Linked DNA regions of Mus musculus: region 1 is linked to region 2. The links are chromatin loops, found by intact Hi-C in ENCODE. Cell type or tissue: left cerebral cortex. All regions are shown on one strand. Each heading gives the region's core, and the rest is flanking DNA. Links, peaks and the distances in the headings are about the cores only. Region 1 overlaps Sash1 (SAM and SH3 domain containing 1). Region 2 holds the start of Sash1 (SAM and SH3 domain containing 1).

Region 1 (2,910 bases), core at 205-2,704, 47 kb after region 2:
TCCCGGGCATTGCCCAATCCACTGTGTTCCCCAGGATAGACCTTTGTGAATACCTTCACTAACTCTGTGTGTGTGTGTGTGTGTGTGTGTGTGTGTGTGTGTGTGTGTGTGTGCTGTGTGCTGTGCAGGGAGCAGCTTACAGGGATCACTTCTTTGCTTCTATGTTGGTTCCAGGGACTGACTTGTGTTGTCCGGCTTGGTGGCTCCTTACCCACTCAGTTGTCTTACTAGCTCCTCCTCCACTTCCTTCTCCTCTTCTTTTCCTTCTTCTCCTCCTCTCTCCTCTTTCTCCTCTTCTTCCTCTTGTTCCTCCTTCCTCTTCCTTCTTCTCTTTCTCCTCCTTCTCCATACCCTCTTCTTCCTCCTCTTCCTCTTCCTCCTCTTCCTCTTCCTCTTCCTCCTCCTCCTCTTCCCCCTCCCCCTCCTCCTCCTCTTCCCCCTCCCCCTCCCCCTCCTCCTCCGATAGGGTTAGTTATATTCTCAGCCCAGGCTGGCCTTGATTTGGTAATCCTACTTTGGTGTCCTGGGCAGTTAGAATTTATAGACATGCTGTCTTAGGATTTCTATTGCTGTAATGAAACACCATAACCAAAAAGCAACTTGTGAAGGGACATCACAGTTGATCATCACAGGAATTTAGGGCAAGAACTCAAAAAGGGCAGGAACTAAAGGCAGGAGCCGATGCAGAGACCACGGAGGGGTGCACTTTACTGGCTTGCTCCTTCCCTCTAGGTAGCTCAGCCTGCTTTCTATAGAACTTAGGACTACCAGCCCAGGGATGGCACCACCCACAGTGGGCTGGGCCTTCCTCTGTCAATCACAAATGAAGAAAATGCCTTACAGATGGATCTTATGGAGGCATCTTCTCAGCTGAGTTTCCCTTTCAGACAACTCTAACTTGTGAAAGTTGACACACAACATGCCTGGATACCTGCACTATAACTGTGTCTGGTTTATAATCTCTATATCCTTTTAGAACACAACAGAAAAGACTTCATAAAAATTCCATTGAGAAGTTGAAATAAGATAAAGATATTTCCGTTTTTACCTGTAGCTTTTTTATTTTTAAAATGTTTTTCTTCTCTTTCTCCATTTGTTTATCCTCTCTACTTTTCTCCTCCCTTCTCTCCCCTCCCTCCCCCCTTCTGAGAGAAAAAGAGAGAGAGAGAGAGAGAGAGAGAGAGAGAGAGAGAGAGACTCATGTAGGCAGGCGAGCATACATGCAGGTGGAACTTAAAGGTTAACTTGCAAGGTTTTGGTTCTCCTCCCAGCATGGGTTCTAGGGATCCAACTCAGGTGGTCAGGCTTGGTGGCAAGCTCCATTACCGGCTGAGCCATATTGCTGGCCCTGTAAGCTGCTTTTTAAACAAACAAACAAACAAACAAACAAACAAAGTTTATTTAATAAGGCAACCCGATTCTACAAAGTCCCATAATATTTTTCTTTTAGATTTATTTATTTTATGTATGAGTACTCTATTTGTATGTACACCTACATGCCAGAAGAGGGCATCAGATCCCAGTATAGATGGTTTTGAGCCACTATGTGGTTGCTGGGAATTGAACTCAGGGCCTCTGGAAGAGCAGATAGTGCTCTTAACCACTGAGTCATCTTTCAGCCCTCAAGTCCCATACTATTTTAACTAAAAAATTATGTATATTGATGGGCAGGCAAAGTGACAGATTTTTTATGGCATTTTATAGATGCTCTGTCCCCCTTGCCTCATGTTGTGATTTTTCGTGTATTGTGTAAAAACTCTTGTATTGACTGCTAAATGATGGAGTGCCATGGTTTACTGGAGAATAAGTGTTGGGAAACGGTAACAGGACAAAAGGAAACCAAATACTTCGTAGAGTTCTTGTGTGTTTTTGTAACTTGGTATCACAAAGAACTTGCTGTTAAGACAGGAAGCACTGCCGTGTGTCAGGCAGGTTGTGTTACAAGGACTAGATACTCACAGATAAAGATCTGGTCTGTCACACTGGTAGTGGTGACAGGGATCTGTGTACAGCCAACTCTAGCCTCTCGTTCTCGCCTGTTCTCACGGAGATGAGTTGAAGCCCTAGAGCAACGGGACAGAAGTGAAAGTCATCATGCCACTGAAAGGAACGGTCTGCTGGGAGTGGCCTGGGAGAGCAGGGTTGGGGTTAGGGTTCATCCCTAAGGCTGGGACTCTGCAGTGTATAGATAGGCTTTAAGGATGGAGACAGCTTGTATCATTTCTCAGCCATGCAGTCCAGTAAACTGGACCAACTAATGGGAACAGCTAAGCTGAATTCATGGGACAGGGCTGGATTCAAAAACACAGTGGCAGAGCATTAATGCCAGCTCTAATTCTAATTAAGGCTCTATATGTAGACATTCACCTCTGTTTAGGTAGGTATCTTTTTATTAAATGCTCTAGCTGATCAATTGATCAGCTAATTGATTGAGACAATGACTCACTGTATAGCCCCAGGCAGCCTTGAACTCCGTGCATATATAGCTCGGGCTATATACTCTGGATTGTCCTTCTTCAGATTCTCAAGTGCTGGCATTATGCCTGCACTTCACAGTGTGGCTCTGATCCTGCCCTTTAGAAGACATTTACTGGATAGACATCAGCCATGTCAAAACATCACACGCCGCCTGCCAAACTTTCACAGGTACAACCCGTAAAATTTACTTCCTAAAATGTAATTCAGTGGTTTGCAGTATTTCCATAAGATTGTACAACCTTTCTTGCTAATTCCCAAACTTAAAACCTTGAGTTCGGTTTCTCACCTTTTTGTGGGGACCGTACACTAAGTATATTGTCTATTACTGTATCTCCAAGAGTAGAACAAGTCTTGGCAGAGAATGTATTATGACCAATAAGTGTTTGTTGAACAAATGAATCTCTGTGGTTGTGCATTGAGAGCTATTTAGAT
Region 2 (2,910 bases), core at 141-2,640:
AGAAGAGGGAAAAAGGACCTCTTCAGGGATATTTCCCTCTGGCATTTTCACTTGATTAACATATCGAGGCCTGAACTGTGCATGGGCTTAGCGGCCATAAAATTAACTTTTATTTTGAACATACCCCTTGCCTGTTTCTTCCACGTAAAACAAAACAAAACAAAACAAAACAAAACAAAACAAAACAAAACAAAACAAAACACACCCTTACAGCTCAGAGAGGGTCTCATTTAAGTATCCGAAAACCCTAGAAGTGCACAGCACTGCGGCCACTCGGGAGCCGAAACGCCCGGACTTACGACCCAAACAATGGCTCGTGACCAGGCGAGCTTTGTCACACTTTGTTTTCCAAGAAGCCTGACAGACAGGACTGTAATTCCAGGGGTTGTCACCATACGGACTCCTCTTAAACTCGAACTCAGCGAGCGGCTTAAAGATTAACTTTCTGCAGTTTCAGTGGCGGAAGGCGCGGGTGAATGGCGCGATTGGGGACTTGTGCAGGGCCCCGGGCCCGTGGCGCGGTGGCGCTTTCAAAAGGCGATTTGTTGGCCAGGCTGAGGCTCATTTCCATGCAAAGCGCCTGACATCAGAGCACCTTTTGTTGCTAAACGCTTTCTTGAGCCTGGAGGGGAGGGAGTCATGTGGAGTTGGAAGAGCTCATTCTAAAGAGAGGGGTCCAGGACTAATTAGCCCGGGTCCACAGGCGTCACTGTCCCCTGCCCAGCCCTGCACAAACTCTCCAGTAGAGGCGAGTGGTGTGCCACCCGGAGCCGGTCCCCGAAGCAGGACGCAGCACCCGTGCGGTGTGGCTCTTGTCTCCCTGGTCCCGTGAACTCCCCGCCGCAGCCAGTGTTGTGGACTCTGCTCCAGCTACCCTGTTGCTGCGCGGGGCCGGGCTAGGAAAAGTTTCTGGAGTTGTCAATCGCGGTCGCCCGGGATCGAGGTGCCAGTCCTGGCAGTGGTGCTCGTACCCAGCGGAGCCTGGGGCATGCGACGCGGGGGCGCGGCCCGGTGACGCCGCGGGCGGGGAACTTGCGCCCCGTCGGCCGACGCGCTGCTGCGAGCGGTGGGCAGCGCGGGGACCCGGACGCGGACGCACGGGGACGCGGCCATGGAGGAGGACGCGGGAGCTGCTAGCCCGGCGCCGGAGCCTGAGCCGGAGGTGGATCCCGCCCGGGAGCTGGAGCCCGAGGCCGGTGTCTCCGAGTCAATCTCCCGCCTCTGGACCGACGTGATGGGCATCCTGGTGAGCTACCTGGGGAGGCAGGCGGGGGAAGCGGGGCTCACCCCTCGCCCACCTATTGGTCACCCTTCTTCTTTCCGCTGTATTCTCTATATAGGGGTTGAAACTGTAATTTAGAAAAACCAAACCAAACCAAACCAACCAAACAAAAAAAAAAAACCCCTACTTGTCGGGTCACATCAGAGACACCTCTTGAACAATCGACTGTAATTAGGGACACCTGCTTAGAAAAGTTGGCGTGGAAAAAGCCAGAAAGAGTAGATGTAAATACTACTTGTAAATATTTGGCGAGTGGACTCCTCATGGCCTCTCGGTATTGATGTTTATCCGCACAGGGCTTGTCCTGTGCCCATGAGAGGAAAACAACCGTTTCCTTGTGCAGAACTACCACGGTGTTTACTTGCTCTGCCCTCAGCTCTTCTAGTTTGTAGAATTACAGGATATTTGTTTTATATGTTTGGCGCTGAGAACAATAAGGCATATATTGCTGAATCTGTGCTGATAAGGGGTTTTGAACTGCCGGGCGTGGTGGCGCACGCCTTTAATTCCAGCACCTGGGTGGCAGAGGCAGTCGAATTTCTGAGTTCGAGGCCAGCCTGGTCTACAGAGTGAGTTCCAGGACAGCCAGGACTACACAGAGAAAATCTGTCTCGAAAACAAAACAAAACAATCCCCCAAAAACAAAAACAAAACAAAAACAACAACAAAAAAAACCCAAAATCAAAAACAAAACAAAACAAAACAAACAAACAAAAAAACCCAAAAACCAAAACCAACCAACCAACCAAACCCCCCCAAAAGAGGTTTTGAACTGGCCAGTGGTTAAAACTGCCTATGGATTTATCTTAGTTCTGGAAAGTAGTTCTACTGAGGATGAAATTTTACCTTGGATGGATAGGGTGTTAGCCGTGTCTCTGGTGTTAGCCGTGTCTCTTTAGGAACGATATAGTTTTCTTCATAGTGGTTAAGGTCTTGGGCTTTGGAGCGAGTTAGTCTGGTTCAAATCCCTGCTCCCCAGGGTTTTAGCAGTGCCTCTTTGGGCACGATACAGTGTTTAGTTTTCTCCATAGTGGTTAAAGTCTTGGGCTTTGAAGTTAGTTAGCCTGGTTCAAATCCCTGCTCCCCAGTTGTCTGTCTACAATTACCATATCAAGGTCATTCACTCCTGACTCTCCAATTCACTTGAAAAACAGGAAGACATGTGTCTTGGGTTTTATGAGAGGCACTATGTCCATGTGTATGATGCACTCAGCATATTGCCAGATGAATGGTAGATGGTCAATGAATACAGCTCTGTATATATTTTTTCTTGCAAATAGAGCCTATGTCTCATCTTTTTGGACATCTTGAAGTTCAGTGTATCTCATTTTCCTGGGTTAAAGATTTCTGTCTGTGCTTTCAAATACATAATAAAAGACATATTTACCTACGTTAGAATTTTATGTATGTATGCTGTGTACGTAAGTCTTTTGGATTTAAAATCTGTTGCGTTTCCTAAACTTTTTCAGAGATACATACAATGCTCAGTTGAATTGCAGGAAATCAAGCGATTGTTTTGTGAGTGGTGACAGACAATCTTAAGTTTTAGACCGGCAGACACCTTATCTTGGTTCTTGCCCAGAAGCCACTCTGACTTTTCAGTCAGAGAATGCTGGTTTGATAGTATC

Evidence for each region. Hi-C counts contacts between places; a loop is a spot of excess contacts. Peaks named below come from ENCODE experiments on the same cell type or tissue, not always from the same donor. Only the 100,000 strongest peaks of a DNase experiment are listed, where the experiment ranks them.
Region 1: a loop joins it to region 2, with 2.2 times the contacts of the local background. A loop is called at or near these places in 6 of 42 quality-filtered maps.

What each region holds. Positions count from the first base shown.
Region 1 is chr10:8,837,044-8,839,953 of GRCm38, reverse strand. The region is part of intron 2 of Sash1 (SAM and SH3 domain containing 1); the gene reads left to right. Among named protein-coding and RNA genes, the nearest start is that of Gm25410, 14 kb to the right of the region's middle. In left cerebral cortex, for the core only: a CTCF peak has its summit at 1,477 (motif pointing right); no DNase peak of the experiment used is centred there.
Region 2 is chr10:8,884,060-8,886,969 of GRCm38, reverse strand. It overlaps Sash1 (SAM and SH3 domain containing 1), which reads left to right and starts at 900. Exons shown (of 20, transcript NM_175155.4): 1 at 900-1,246. The coding sequence starts at 1,112. In left cerebral cortex, for the core only: no CTCF peak of the experiment used is centred there; DNase peaks (open chromatin) are centred at 608, 871 and 1,524; H3K4me3 peaks cover 2,500 bases; H3K27ac peaks cover 1,750 bases.